Regions from separate parts of the Homo sapiens genome. Here all the other regions are linked to region 5. Evidence: chromatin contacts called from ENCODE Hi-C data. All regions are on one chromosome and are shown on one strand. Each heading gives the region's core, a stretch centred on a gene start or an enhancer-like site at or near the end of the contact. The rest is flanking DNA. Distances are from core to core; before and after follow the strand shown.

Region 1 (2,740 bases), core at 135-2,634, 6.7 Mb before region 5:
TTTTGAACCAGATTTTCTTGGATAAGGGGAACCACTGTATGTGTTACTTGATTTTCTGTGTTTTGCTGAAAATACTGTCAACTCAGACATTTGGTGGTTGGGGTGAACTTGCCAACATGTGATTTTATGTTTTTTTGGAATGAATTATTTTTTTGAAAATTATTTATTGAGCATTTACTGTGTTTAGCACTTTACTAGATGCTATATTATACCCACTTGGAGCTTATGGTCTAGTAAGGGGATTTACAGTGTAGGGAGACAGACCGAGGAATAAATAAATAAATGTTAATACAAATGCTATGCAGCAAATGAAGAAGGTATTGTGAAAAAGGAAAAAAGAGCATGAGATAGACAGGATTGCCTTAGATGGTCACTATAGGCCTCTAAGGAGATGACACATGGGCTGAAGTCCCAGGGATGAAGAACTAGTCAAACGCATCTCAGTCTGTTCAGAATTTAAAAGTGACTCTTAAAGCTAAGGCAAGGTATGTGTAGTGTGTATGGACCACCTACAGTCAGATATACGGAGGTGTGTGACCTCTAACCCTGACCCACTGAATCAATATCTGGAGGTTCTGGGGTTACAAATTTCATTTACTAAAAAACTTAACAGGAGATTTCAGTTACTGAAGAAGTTTAAGAAGCACTGAGAGTTGTAACACGTCTTAATGTTCCATCAGCTCTTCCTGAGTTATATTGTTCCTCAGATCCCGTTATGCTCCATTGCTAAAAGGAAACATGGCCGGGCGCGGTGGCTCACGTCTGTAATCCCAGCACTTTGGGAGGCCGAGGCGGGTGGATCGCGAGGTCAGGAGTTCAAGACCAGCCTGGCCAATATGGTGAAACCCCGTCTCTACTGACGGTTTCAGCCATCCGGCGGGGGGTTCCTGGAATGCATCCTTGTGGGTAAGTGGGGAGCTGTGTGTACATTATGACCACTCCCGTAACCAAACCTAGCGTTTGACAAAGGCCTCAATTACAGCGGCATTCATTACCGTGAATGACAGCCAAAGTCAAAGTTTGGGGTGGGGATACTATTTTGAATTAGGCCATAACATTATATTGCTCATAAGCTTCATTTCGACCAACATTATATACATACAAAAAGTATGTACCGTAAGGACACACATCAAGCTGGACCGCAGGAAAAAAAACCACAACTTAGGATTTACCTAGTCAGCCGCTACTAGAGAGCAAGCACCGCGCAAGGCCGCTGGGGCTCGTGCTGTGGACGTGAGTGGGTTGAGGTCGGGCTGGTGGGGTAACCCGGGATCCAGCCGGAAAAAAGGGATAACGCTAGACTCACACTCCTAAGGAAGGCCAACGCCCCAACTAGCGAGCTCCGCAATGCATCTCTTCCAGGAAGCGTGGCCGGGCGCACGTCGCGCTGCGCTTGCGCACTGAGGTTTCGCGTAAGGAACCAATAGGACGGAGGAGTGGGCGGGCTGTTGGCAGAAACCCGGATTCCGGTTCCGGTGGGCCTCCATCAGCAAGCTCCAGTGCTACGTGTCCCTGGCATTTTAGGTGTCGGTTGGGTAGGTGAGTTTCTTCCCACCGGTCGGTACGGGCGAACGGGGCGGCCACACCTTTGCGACTCTTGGGGGCAGCGGGCGTGGGCGAGCCGGCGTGTCTCCCCGGGCGGCCGTCGCGGGGCGGGCGGTAAGTGGTCCCCTGGCTCAGGGCCGGGGTCTGGCCGCCGACATCCCACCAACTCGGCCTCTGGCGGAAGGCAGACCCAGGGCCGCGGACTCCCGGCGAGCTGGGTGGCCGGCCCGCGGGGCTCCAGGGCTTAGCGTCCTGCCCCGGCGTCTTCTGTGCTGCAGCCAAAGATGATGTCCTGCTGCCCGATCCCTTCGGGGTTGGCTCTGTGTGCTGTTGTGGAGTCCTGTCTGGGAAGAGCTGTACTCAGCTCTGGTCCTGCCGCCGCTTCCGTGGTTTAAAGTGAGAGCATTGGTCTAGAGTCTAGTTCGAGAGATCATAGTTGGTTTTTGGATCTCTACCCCTGACATTGAGTGCGGTATTGTGTGTAGCGTGCGTTTTTCTGGATAAAGAATTCTTAGCTTCCTTCGTGACAACTATGATTACAAAAAGTTTAAGCCCTTTGGATTTCAAGAGCAAAGTTGAGTGAAATACTGAGAAAACAGACATTACTGTGTTTTTGCCCCCAGAACGTTGCAGAATTCCTGGTGTTTCATTGACATTATTTCATTTCGTTGTCCACACCCTACACTAAGGAAGGCAACTGGGGCTTACAGAGGTTTACATTCCATAGCCAGTGATTTGAACTACCACCTGGCCACTGTTCTGAGTACTGGAAATGGAGGAAAATACAAATAACACCCTGGCTGCTTTACTTACTATAGCAGTGGCTCTCAAAGCTAAGATCGGATAACATTTCTATTGGGTAATAGATTCCTCAAAAGAACCTGTATGGTAAAATATATAGCCCTGTTTCCTTAAAAGATGTGTTCAAATCGAAAAGTTTGAAATTTAGCTAGTAGCTTCTCAGAATTTGCGTCTTCCTTTAGCCATTCTTTATACTTTAGAAAAGTATGTTGTATTGGCACGTTTTAGAAAAATCAAGGTTGAAATTCACGTTTGCCTCTATTCTAGGCTCTTGCAGCACCGTAGTTGGCATTCACTGTACAAGACACTGGCTTCTGCGTAGTTTAAAATAAAATATGGAAAGTAATTGTTGGATCTCAACACTGATGGTTCCTTAGGAGCGGTGAGGGGACTG
Region 2 (2,700 bases), core at 57-2,556, 7.3 Mb before region 5:
AGCCCAGGGACCAGATATGGCCAAGGAAATCCAGCCTCCAGGCCACTTCTGAGGAGCAGGTAGCCGGCGGAGCGCTCCGCCGCGCAGGGGCGGGAGGTGTCCGCGGGCCTCACGAGTGCACAAGCCCGCATTGCGAAGCGCCGCTCGGGCCAAGAAGGAAAGCGCACTGTCCGCGTATTTCAAAGGCGCGTTGGGGCCAGGAGGGCCGAACTGCTGGAACGTGGTTCATGCAGCTGAAGCCCACGGACCCTAAGCGCGGCTCATCGGGAAGGCCCGGAGACAGGTGCTAGGCGCTATCATCCCGCGCCCTCCCAAGCCCGGCGCGCGCCTGTGACGTCACGCCTGGCGGAAGGTGGACGCTACCACCGCCGCGCTCCCCCTCCGGCGCCTCTGCGGCCAGGCCGCCGACTCACCTTCCCGTCCTGATGAAAAGGGAGGCCGGGCTCATCCGTGGTCGCCGGGGGACGAACACAGCCTGTCTCTTCGGCCGCTCCGGAGGCGAGCAGCGCCCCGGCGGCGGCCTCGTAGTCCGGGAAGGGGTTGACGAACGCCCGTTCCTCCATTTCTGCCTCCCCTCCCAGGTGGAGCTTCAGCCTCTTTGACATGGTCTCGCCCATCTCCGCCGCGGTACGGCGCGCGGGCGGGGACAAACCTCCTGTCCCGGCGCTGCAGCTCGCCCCGCCGCCGCCTCCTCCGAGGGCCCGCGCAGAGAGCGTCCTCTAGGAGGAGCGAGGCCGCGCGCTGGCGGGAGGAGCGGGGCGTCTGAGCGTGCACTGCCTCGTCGCGGGCTGCTCGCACATCAGGCGGCCGCAGAGGCGGTGGGCGCTGTGCCTCTGCCCTGTTCCTGGCGCCTTTGCCCTGCTCCCGACGGAGAGGAGCGGGCTCGCGGGAGCGCCCAGCGGCTCACAGCCTGCTCGCGCCTCCTCGCACCTTCCCCGTGGCCCGCAGAGCCCGTCCGCGGCGACGCGCACGGCCGGGGCTGGAGTCCCGGGGTGGGGATCGCTGCGCCCGGCCAGCCCCCTCCGCGATTTCCAAAGAAAACCGAACGCCCGCTAGGGCCACGCTCCCGCGGGGAAAACCTGTAGAGAAGAGGTCGCTGTCACTCAAGGTGTGTGCGCGTCGCCGACCGGGGCGAGCTCAGCCCCTGGCGCGCCGTCGTCAGCCTGCATTTCACCGGCCCCTGCTGCGCCAGCCCAAAGGAATAGCAGCAGTTCTTTGTTTGATATTAAGAAGAAAAAAAAAATCTCTTCTAAAGAACAGAATTTCAAAACAGTCTAAAACACTGCAAGGCTAGTCTCCGAGGGATGGGGGAGGGAGACAGTCCCTCCTATTCATCACTGTTGGAGGGGGGTGTCTGGGAGGAGGAGCCACAGGCCTTTTTTTTTTTCTTTTTATGTTTTATGTTCACTCCCTTTGTTTTGAATAAATGGACATCTTTGATACCGGGACATAAAATGAAAGCATACTTAATTATCCAAACATTTTATCGACCAGAAAGAGTCCTCCAGTGTTAATTGGCAAAGATCATAGTATGTATTATAAAAAGGACACAAGCAACCAGATCTTTACATTTATGTAATCGTGATGTGGTTTACTTCAGTCTTCATTGGTTCTCTTTATTTTTATTTGTTTGGACCAAATACGTGTAATGATTTCTGCTCCTTGAGGAAAATGTCTTATTTCCGTTTTCTTCCGCTCAGTAAACGTTGATTGAGCACCAAATGGTACTAGGTGATGAAGAAATAAGAGATTAAAAAGATAGTTTTGGCTCTCTGGGGATTCCCAGTTATTGGGTGAGAAAAGCAAGGATTACAGCATAGCTGATGTAGGTGCTTTTCTGGAAGCAAGCAAAAATACACGTTAATGTAAAAAGTGACATGATGAAGAAAAACACAGTGCCGAGCACAGGGAAGGCTCGGTTCCTCCTGCCTCCGTGGCCTCGGTGGAATGATGTGGGAAAGTCTGGCTTCCCACTACCTCTTCTAGTGTCCCCCCAACCCCACAGGGCTGGACATGTGAAACACACCCCACCAAGAACATGACCATGGGAAGGTACAGTGTAGAAGAAAATCATTTTAAAGGGGGTACTCAGCATAACTATCTTCAAAGTTCAGGGAAACAGAACAGATACAACAGGATGAGTGTTATAGCAGCATCCCTTAGCTCCACTTTCCTGCTTTCCCCTTTCCTGGGGTCTTTTCTCCCACCAAATTTTCATACCTAGACGGTGTAGGAAAATCCACTCCAGGAACTACTGATGCCGACATGCTCTAGGAGCCATCCTTATCCCACCACAGGGACTTAACTAGACAAAATAACCCACGGTGATATTCCCCAAAGTCTGGGGAACTATCACGCCTTGGACAGGTACAGCAGAAACGTCCACTGCGGGCTTTGTTAGGCTAAGCCTAGTGAATTCTCAGCTCTCCCTACCCAGGAGGGAGGTGAAGATTGTCTCTTCTTCCTGCAGTCTGCTGGTGGATAACTGGCAACTGTTGGCAAGTACAGAAACCTGTCCTAAAGAAAACCAATATTTTCAAAAGCTGAAAAATCGAAACCCAATTTAAGGAGTCGGCATATTTTCCTAAATGCTCTCTTATCGGCAGATCCCCTGCCCTCCTGGACAGCTCACTGACACTATTTTATGGAGAAGTGGTAGGTTCCCTTTCTTCAGCCTCCTGTCCCCTGGGGGTTTTTTAA
Region 3 (2,700 bases), core at 170-2,669, 6.2 Mb after region 5:
AGCAGTTTTATTCATTATGGGACATCCAGCAACTCTCCTTTCGGGATTATTTGAGAAGCAGTAAAGGCTTCCTGTGAAAGGAGCACGTTAGCTGTAAGATTTGTGCAAAGATCGAGTGCCTGGCGGGGAGTAATCCCTAGACTGCGGATCTCAAATGTTTGGTGGGGTTTCCCCTACTGCTGGCTTTCATGTTCTCAGGGCATCATTACTGCGGTGGTGCAGCCGTAATGATGGGAAAGTGCCTGCTTTCTCTTTTCCCCCAGGGCCCCAGGGTCATATCTATGGGCTGGCAGACATGTTTTCTCCTTTCTCTTTCCTGTTTGCATTCACCTTGTGATTTTACTGATTTGGGGGTTCAGAGTGGGAAATCAGGCCAAAAATATATACATTCGAGATTTAAAAACTGAGTTATATCCAGCTTCCCCTTGCAATTTGAAATTATACTCCTCTTTCCATCTCTGTGTAAGTATGGGTTTTGACCAGTTTACGGAAAAAGTATATATTGGATCAAAAAGAGGCAATAGTTGGGTGTGACCTGGGAGCCAAAGTATCTAGACACATCTTAATGGGTGGCCTCATTCGTAAGAACAAAGAGAAAGATCCCTTGCTGACTGAGTAGAGGAGAAACAGACATCCTCTGGAGCTGAGGCTGGCAGGGGACGCTACAGCGAGCCGGCCAGTATGAGTTCACAGCCCAGGTCACACACCCTCCCCTCTGCTTGGCAGCAAGCACTATGCCTGGCACAAGTTATTAAGTGTTGTTCAATGTTTTGGATAAATTAAGAGGGGCAAGTGCCAGACTAGATGGTGCCACATTTTTAACTCTGTCCTCTTCCAAACTGTAATCATCTTGGTTCCACCTGCTAATTACCATTCGAATGTATCCCTTCCACTACAATGGCATTGCCTCGCCTCTGATCCTTGGCTTCTACAGCTATTTACTATTACTCCAGATTGGGGTCCTCAGCTGCAGTCAGACCACCAGATAGATCTGTGAGTCCTCAGAGAAAGATCTACCTGTTAGCTAATAAACTAATAAACTTCAGCTCAGGGCCTCACTTGCACGGTCCCTTACAAGAGCTGGGGGAAGACCTTGCAATGTGTTCACATGGTCATATATTTTTGTAAAATGTATTAAAAGTGAGCTATATTTAGCCATAATTGGTTAAGACTGCTTCCCCTTTCTGTTTCGACTTCCCCTCTGTGCACCTACTGTTAGGGTGTCAGCGTCGTCACCAGCACTTTGGGGCCCCAGCTAAAAGGAAGTTGAGTTGCGAATATATTTAGTTTGGGTTCAGTAGGGGATATTTTTGTGGTTGGTAGTTGTTTCTGAATGCAGTTAAGTTATTACTAGTCATCCTGGTGTAGGAACGGCTTCTAGGAATACTCCTACGGCCCCCTGCACTGACGCACCCAGCCTCGTGACAGGAAGTGGAGGGTCAAACGTCATCTGGTGATATGAATTTGTCCTGCAGCATCTGACACCAGACGTTTATGCAGAATCAAGGAGAAGCAAAGTTTGAAATATACAAAGCAGGAAGCTGGTCTCTGGAAAATTCTTCCAAAGTCAGATATGTAAAATCGTAAGCAGAGGACTTTGTTTTCAATGACAGCTAGTCAAAACAGAAGTTGTCTCCTTTCAGGAATATAGCACGCCATGCTGTGTATACAATTATACAGGCCTCATACATTTTCCTTTCCTCCTTGATGAGAATTCTGCAAAAGAGATTTATTGGAATTCTCATGTTTTAACCTATGGTTGTGGTATTTATCATCATTCTAAAGTTCTATTTTTTTTGAGGTTTATCTTCTCATTCTAAATAACTGTTCAGTTTTATACCTAATTATATATTCTTGGTTTTGAATTTTTTTGCTTAAGAAGGGCTCCTCAAATTGTATAACATCAGGTTCCAGAAGATCTGTGTAAGCCACTGACTGTCCCTGGGGTTGTAGTCAGCCTGGTCTTCTCTTTTTTCTAAATTGAGACGGAGTTTCACTCTTGTTGCCCAGGCTAGAGTGCAGTGGCTCTATCTCGGCTCACTGCAACATCTGCCTCCCAGGTTCAAGTGATTCTCCTGCCTCAGCTTTCCAGATAGCTGGGATTACAGGCATCCACCATCACACCCGCTAATTTTTTGTATTTTTAGTAGAGACAGGGTTTCACCATGTTGGCCAGGCTGGTCTCAAACTCCTGACCTCAGGTGATCCACCTGCCTTGGCCTTCCAAAGTGCTGGGATTACAGGCATGAACCATTACGCCTGGCCAGGCTGGTCTTCTTAAAGCAGAAGGCTAGTAGGTGACGGCCCCCTAATTGGAATACTTTGACAACCTTTATCCTTCATAAACTGACATCCACTGCCCTCCTCCTACCTTTCTCATGCTATAGACCAGCCATGTGCACACTGACAGCTCCTGGGACACACAGCTTCATTGTTCGCCCCTCACCTCCTTTGACCATGTGGATCCCTGTAATCCCAATGACTACTTCAGTATTTGTTAGATAATCTTCTGTTTGTCTTTCAAAATACAGCAAAGGCAGAAAATAATGCAGGTGAGGTGAAAACCTGCCAGCATTAGAGTTGGCATAGGGTAGACTGCAGGGCCATGAGTGTTCACAGCTGGCCTCCTTGAGCCAGCCTTTGTAGGCTTATAGGGCCTGGAGCTCAACCATCAGTGGGAAATCTGGCATATACCCCTGG
Region 4 (2,700 bases), core at 45-2,544, 8.4 Mb after region 5:
AAGTGACCAGGGTAAGAGAGAAGCAAGCTGAAGCCCTAGGAATTCCAGAAGTGGGAGGTGAGGTGGAGAGAGGAAGACCAGGAAGCCAGACTAGCTTAAAGAGGAACGAGTTAACAGAAGAATAAGCATTATGACCCAACACAGAATACAAATTTAATAAGAACCCATTTTCTTTATTAAAAATTAAAGACATAATGGCCATTTATTAAAAGCCATGTGTTTGGCACTTTTTGTAGTGGTTTCACATAATTCTAGGGGCATCCCACTGAAGAAGGGTTTACAATCCTCATTCTACAAATGGGGAAGCAGAGGCTCTGAAGGATCTCCTTGTGAATTGCTAATTAGAAGCTCTGGAAATTACCTATGTTCTGACTCAGCCACTTCCTCACTGTGGGACCTGGGGCACGTCACTTCATCTTGAACCCTTGAAAGACACCTGGCAGCTGAGCGACCCCTCTGACTGGGAGTCACAGGACTCTAGGGGTTCTAATGTCCCTCCACTGCACTGTCCCCCTGCCCCCTGCATTCTGTCAACCTTAAACAATGAAGTTCAGAAAATGTAAATAAGCATAGAGTTTATTTAAACACAAAGATTGAGGATGGCCATCCAGGAAAGCGCTGACTCCAAACAAATGATGTCAGCGTTTCCAAGGTGAAGTTAAGGTTTCAATTATATAGACGGAGGCAGGGACATTCCAGCAGGATTACAAATGTGCATGCAAGTTGCATACCTACAACGATGTGGTTGGTTTCAGATTGCTACATTCCAAGGAAGATTATGACTGTGAGGAGGGACAATGATCTAAAGGGGTCTTACCTTGGATGCTACTTGGTCTTCTTAATTATTTACAGCGGAAAAAGGCAGAGGTTGCATCTGCATGCCACATGACTCAGGCTGCATAGCCACATTCCTCTCAAGGCTCGGGATCATGTAAAGTTCCAGCAGCTTTAAGTTGTAATTCTTTTAAGTTTGATTTAATTTAACAGTTCCAAAATCCCTGTTTTACAGGTAAAGAAACTGAGGCCAGCAGCAAGGGCAGGTCTAGCATCCAGGTTCCCTCTTAAGTACCTCTGATTCTGAAGCGGAACCTGCTTACAGAACATCACGGGCGGCTTCAGGGTCTATATAAGAAAAACAGATGCCCAAGCGGGAAGGAGACTAGGAGGCCGTGTTGAGAAAACCAGACCCAGCCACTGGCCTTGAAGTCCGGATGGAAGCTTGGCGCTTGCCTCGCCTCGTCTTCCTTCCGCCCTGGTGCTGAGCGGCTAGTCCAGAGCCGGCAGGATCTGCGCTTCCGGTTTCCGGGTTCTCCGGGTGTAGCCGCCTCTGCCCCGGGGGATCCCCTCTCCTCCAGCAGGCCGGGGAGGCCTACGTGGGCGGCTTCGTTGCAGCCAGCTTGCCGTTGTCACGGAAATCTCCTCCGGCGTCTCCAGGGACCACAGCGGGAGAGGAAATAGCCACCAACGAGATAGCGGGGGTCTCGTGACGTCACGGTAGCTGGGCAGGCTTCACAGCGTTAGCCCGCGAGCTCAGCCGATCCCTGGAGTCTCAGGCCGGGGGTTGGGGTTCTGCTACAGGGCGAGGAGTAAGAGTGGCAGTCTGAGAGACGCAGCTTCGTCGCCTCCAGGGTGTCCCAAGGCACCTCCTATCAAGTTCCTCCAAAATGCACCTCTCCCCTCCCCCTCACGTGCTCCTCCTGAATTCCATTTCGATGCAGGCACCGCTGTCTACTGTAAGAGGAGCGGCCCTTGGGTGGGGGAGAGTGGAAGAGGAACTGTCGTTGGCAGAGAAGACTTCAGGAGAAATCCGGTCCCTGGCTTTCGCTTCTGCAGGGCCAGGCCGAGTGGGGTTCAGGCAGCGATGGGAGCTCAGGAGAAGAAGGGCTTTTCCTAACGGGGGAGGGTGGGAAAGGGAAGTGCCACCCTGGAAAACTGCTCCACTAGTTGCAGTGTGCATGGCGGGAAGGAGGAGAATTGGCTAGAGCTGAGCTGCAGGGAGCCTGAATGACACCTTGTCTTGCTGCAGATGGCCCCAAACCCTGCGGTGCTCTTCCGCAGGTGGTCATAGGACCTGGCTCAGTCCAGCTTGAGGAGGGTCCCCGGAAGGAAGTCATTCCTCCTTCCCTTCTCAGAATTAATAAGAACCAACTATGAGCCAGGTCCTTTTCCAAGGCCTGGGGATGCAGTAATGAATAAGAGAATAAGGTTCCTGCCCTCAAGGAGACTGGCTCTAGGACGTGTTAAAACTTAAATTCCAAACTCTCCACCCCAGCCTCTGCTCTGGAAGTGATCGTTTGTACTGAACAAAGTGAACAGATTATAACCAGACATGGCCCTAGAAAGGGTATCCATTCTTGATGGTGCCCTGACCATATCTGGAAACCTGCTCCTTTGCAGTGCTCGGGGCTGAGGTCTTTGGGCCGCCTCCTGAGGCCCCAGCTTGGTGTCCATCCTGTCCCATCCTCTCTGTATGTTCTCTTCACCTTCAGTTTCTGCTTCAAGGATTCCTCCAGAAAGAACGGGGCTGGGCTGGAAGTGGTGTATCCTAATCTCTCGTCCCCAGGAAGGAGTACATGGGCTTGAGACTTACAAGGTCTCAGGGTTTCAGGCGTTTGGAGGCTGATCAAGAAAAAAGATAGAAACACTAGAGGCAGGCACACAGAAGCTTTACTGGGCAGTGCTTGGATAGGGATGCATAAG
Region 5 (2,700 bases), core at 146-2,645:
AATCCAGAGTAAGACATTCTTTCTATTCAAGGAAGTCACAAAGTTTTTTAAAGACCCGCGGTTACAGCCAATGAATGGAACCAATGGTCTTTTTAACCAGAAGACCCCAGGAAGGCAGAAAATGAGCCAAAGAAAGGCCAGGCAGGGGACAGTGGGGAAAGGAAACAGGGATGGAGAAGCAGAGAGGGAAGTGCAGAGACAGGTCACCCAGGCGCCTGGAAACTGCCTCTATGGCCTTCACGGGAAACGGCCTCTTTCTACTCCGGATCCCAGACTGTGTTTCTTTGAAACTGACCGTCAGAGGAGAGCGGCTGGAGGCGGACAGACGTCTGCAGTGGGAGGCGCTCCAGGCGTTCCAGGCAGTGTCCTGCCGGCGAGTCACCCGCGACCGCGAGTCACCTCACCAAGCCCTGAATTGGGACAGGAGACGAGACGTGTCGACGAGCTGCGGAGTTCCTCGCTTCTCTGGGCCCTGCCAGGTCCAAGAACAGGTTGCCATATAAAAGAATCGTGAAGGGACCCCCTTCCCCATGCAAATTATGTCATATAACGCATATGCCTGTGAAGTTTCTCTGCGGAGCTGCCAGATAACTCGATGACAATATTTTATGCGGTAACATTTTGTTAAATGTTGACTCGATGGCCACTTGACGCCATCTGAACTCTGAAAGCTCGCGTAACAATCATCCTCCAAATGAAATTTTACCCCCTTCTCCCTTTAAAAGGCGGTGGGGACAAAACATCACTTCGTCACTTAAGTCACCATCTCCTTCCTCTTATCTGGGGCTCCCAGCATAGTTCTAGGGGTTCCCGCACTCCCCGCCCGGGTTTGGGCTGCGAGAAGCGCCCGCCTGCGCCCTGCGGGACCTGACCCTGCCGGCTCTGGCTTCACCCTCGCTGCGCCTCGGCCCGGTGGGCTCCCCGCCCAGAGCCCCGCGCGCTCCGTCGCCGGGACGTGGGAGAGGTAGGCACGGGGTGGACCCGAGGAAGCACATCCCGCCCGCGCGCTTCCCCCACGCCCACCTCGCTCCGCACACACCAGCCCCAGAACCTCCCGGCCGCGCGCCCGCCTCCCCGCGCAGCCGCGCCGGGCCGCTCTCTGCTCCTCTGCAGCTCACAGCCAAGGTGCACCAGAGCCTCCGTCACCGCCCCTACAGGTAAATGGGCACGTGGCCAAGGCAGGGGACGGGCTAGACCCCTGGGAAGAGAGAACGGCGGGAGCCGGGCCGCGGGCGACTCACCACTCGGCCTGCGCAGAGAGCCGCTACACCCGCGGCGCCATCCTCGCACTGCGACACCGGCGACAAACGCAATGCTCCAGGGCCGGACGAAGGGACGGCTCTCGGGAGGCTCGCAGACGGCGGGGCGCGGGTCTGTGCGCCGGAGCACTCGAATGAGGGAACCACCTGCGAGGTGAATCTCATATGGAGTCTGCGAGCGGCCCCGCCCTGCCCGGGGGTTACCGCTAGGCTCGGGCCCCGCCTGCCCTGGGCCGGCGAACTCAGCTGACCGCATCCTGGGCCATCCCGCAGACAAGCCCCGCCCGCCCCCACCTTCCTCTGCCCCTCTGGCCCCGCCTCCCCCGCCTTCCTCCTCTCCACCCTCCCGCGAAGGTCCCGGGAGGCTCAGCCCGCAATTGCTTCTCGCCTCTGCAGAGCAGCTGGGCAATTGTAAAGAACCAGCAGCCAGTTCTGTTACTCATTAAACAGCCCCTACTACAGAGGAAATCTTCTTACCCACGTGGTCCTAACCTGGGGCGGAGGAAACCGGGCTAGAAGCGGCTCTAGGACTAACCCAAGGTCACGCCGCCAGGCAGGATCCCCGGTCTGTCTGTCTGGCGGTGGCCCCGCGGCTGGGGCCAGCGGAGAGAAATGACAGCGTGGAACCAGCCCTGGCCCGGTGGTCGGGAATGTGGAGCTGGCACTGTCACTGTGTGTACCCTGGATCTCTCTGGACGGCCTCGGCTTCCCCCCTGGGGAGTTTCTCTGGGACCTTCCTGATCCTGGGAGTTCCCGCTTGCTGGGGCAAAGCCAGGAGCTCGCCCGAGGAGGGGAAGTGACTCATTCACTTCGAGTCGCAGCTAAGTGGCCGAACTGCCTCAAACCGGCGCTGCACTCTGACCCCCAGGGGCCGGACCTGCCTGCCCCCGGCCGGTGCCCACTCTCCGTCTCAGGCGTCTTTCCTGGTCCTCTCCCTGCTTCCCGAACGCGCACTCTGGTGAGAGCACAGAGCCTGGGAAAGAAGACGACCTAGAGGCCCGGGCAGCCCAGCACCTCTGTTACTTGCTTCCTAAAGGGAACTCCAGTTCCTGAGAAAACATGGGGTTGGGCCGGGAGTGGTGGCTCACGCCTGTAATCCCAGCACTTTGGAAGGCCGAGGCGGATGGATCACCTGAGGTCAGGAGTTCGAGACCAGCCTGCCCAACATGGTGAAACCCCGTCACTACTAAAAATACAAAAAATTAGCTGGACGTGGTGTCGCGTGCCTGTAATCCCAGGTACTAGGCAGGCCGAGGCAGGAGAATTGCTTGAACCCAGCGAAGGATGCAGTGAGCCGAGATCGCGCCATTGCACTCCATACTGGGTGACAAGAGTGAAACACACAAACAAATCAAGGAAGGAATTAAGGGTTTTATTGAAAATGAAAGTACGGCCAGGCGCAGTGGCTCACACCTGTAATCCCAGCACTTTGGGAGGCCGA

What was found. A loop is a pair of places that touch in the nucleus more often than their neighbours do. Pooled maps may share reads with other maps.
Region 1: a loop to region 5 is called in a pooled map, with 19 times the contacts of the local background. The contact joins the promoter of SEC61G-DT here to the promoter of UPP1 in region 5. A Hi-C loop is called at or near these places in 5 of 50 pooled maps.
Region 2: a loop to region 5 is called in a map of ascending aorta, with 11 times the contacts of the local background. The contact joins the promoter of LANCL2 here to the promoter of UPP1 in region 5. A Hi-C loop is called at or near these places in 2 of 168 maps with a recorded cell type or tissue (CD4-positive, alpha-beta memory T cell and ascending aorta) and 9 of 50 pooled maps.
Region 3: a loop to region 5 is called in a pooled map, with 17 times the contacts of the local background. The contact joins the enhancer-like site here to the promoter of UPP1 in region 5. A Hi-C loop is called at or near these places in 6 of 37 single-sample maps with no recorded cell type and 8 of 50 pooled maps.
Region 4: a loop to region 5 is called in a pooled map, with 16 times the contacts of the local background. The contact joins the promoter of LINC00265 here to the promoter of UPP1 in region 5. A Hi-C loop is called at or near these places in 4 of 50 pooled maps.

Annotation. Positions count from the first base shown.
Region 1 is chr7:54,757,957-54,760,696 of GRCh38, reverse strand. SEC61G-DT (SEC61G divergent transcript) reads right to left here and starts at 1,384. Exons shown (of 3, transcript NR_110040.1): 1 at 1,173-1,384. It overlaps SEC61G (SEC61 translocon subunit gamma), which reads left to right and starts at 1,486. Exons shown (of 4, transcript NM_014302.4): 1 at 1,486-1,539. RefSeq lists an enhancer at 348-1,283 and a silencer at 1,517-1,836.
Region 2 is chr7:55,363,943-55,366,642 of GRCh38, reverse strand. It overlaps LANCL2 (LanC like glutathione S-transferase 2), which reads right to left and starts at 1,306. Exons shown (of 9, transcript NM_018697.4): 1 at 414-1,306. The coding sequence starts at 617. RefSeq lists enhancers at 1-81, 112-571, 1,192-1,381 and a silencer at 702-1,121.
Region 3 is chr7:41,880,455-41,883,154 of GRCh38, reverse strand. No RefSeq gene overlaps it. Among named protein-coding and RNA genes, the nearest start is that of INHBA, 180 kb to the right of the region's middle. RefSeq lists an enhancer at 1,167-1,716. Within about 2 kb of position 1,419, at least 12 of the 41 ENCODE cell types and tissues checked have a DNase peak (open chromatin) inside an H3K27ac peak, as active enhancers do.
Region 4 is chr7:39,732,162-39,734,861 of GRCh38, reverse strand. It overlaps LINC00265 (long intergenic non-protein coding RNA 265), which reads right to left and starts at 1,294. Exons shown (of 12, transcript NR_026999.1): 1 at 818-1,294. RefSeq lists enhancers at 1-70, 1,262-1,341, 275-1,474, 1,632-1,701, 1,792-1,891.
Region 5 is chr7:48,087,960-48,090,659 of GRCh38, reverse strand. It overlaps UPP1 (uridine phosphorylase 1), which reads right to left and starts at 1,395. Exons shown (of 9, transcript NM_003364.4): 1 at 1,242-1,395; 2 at 296-472. RefSeq lists silencers at 831-1,020, 1,361-1,700 and enhancers at 801-1,330, 1,841-2,050, 1,863-2,392.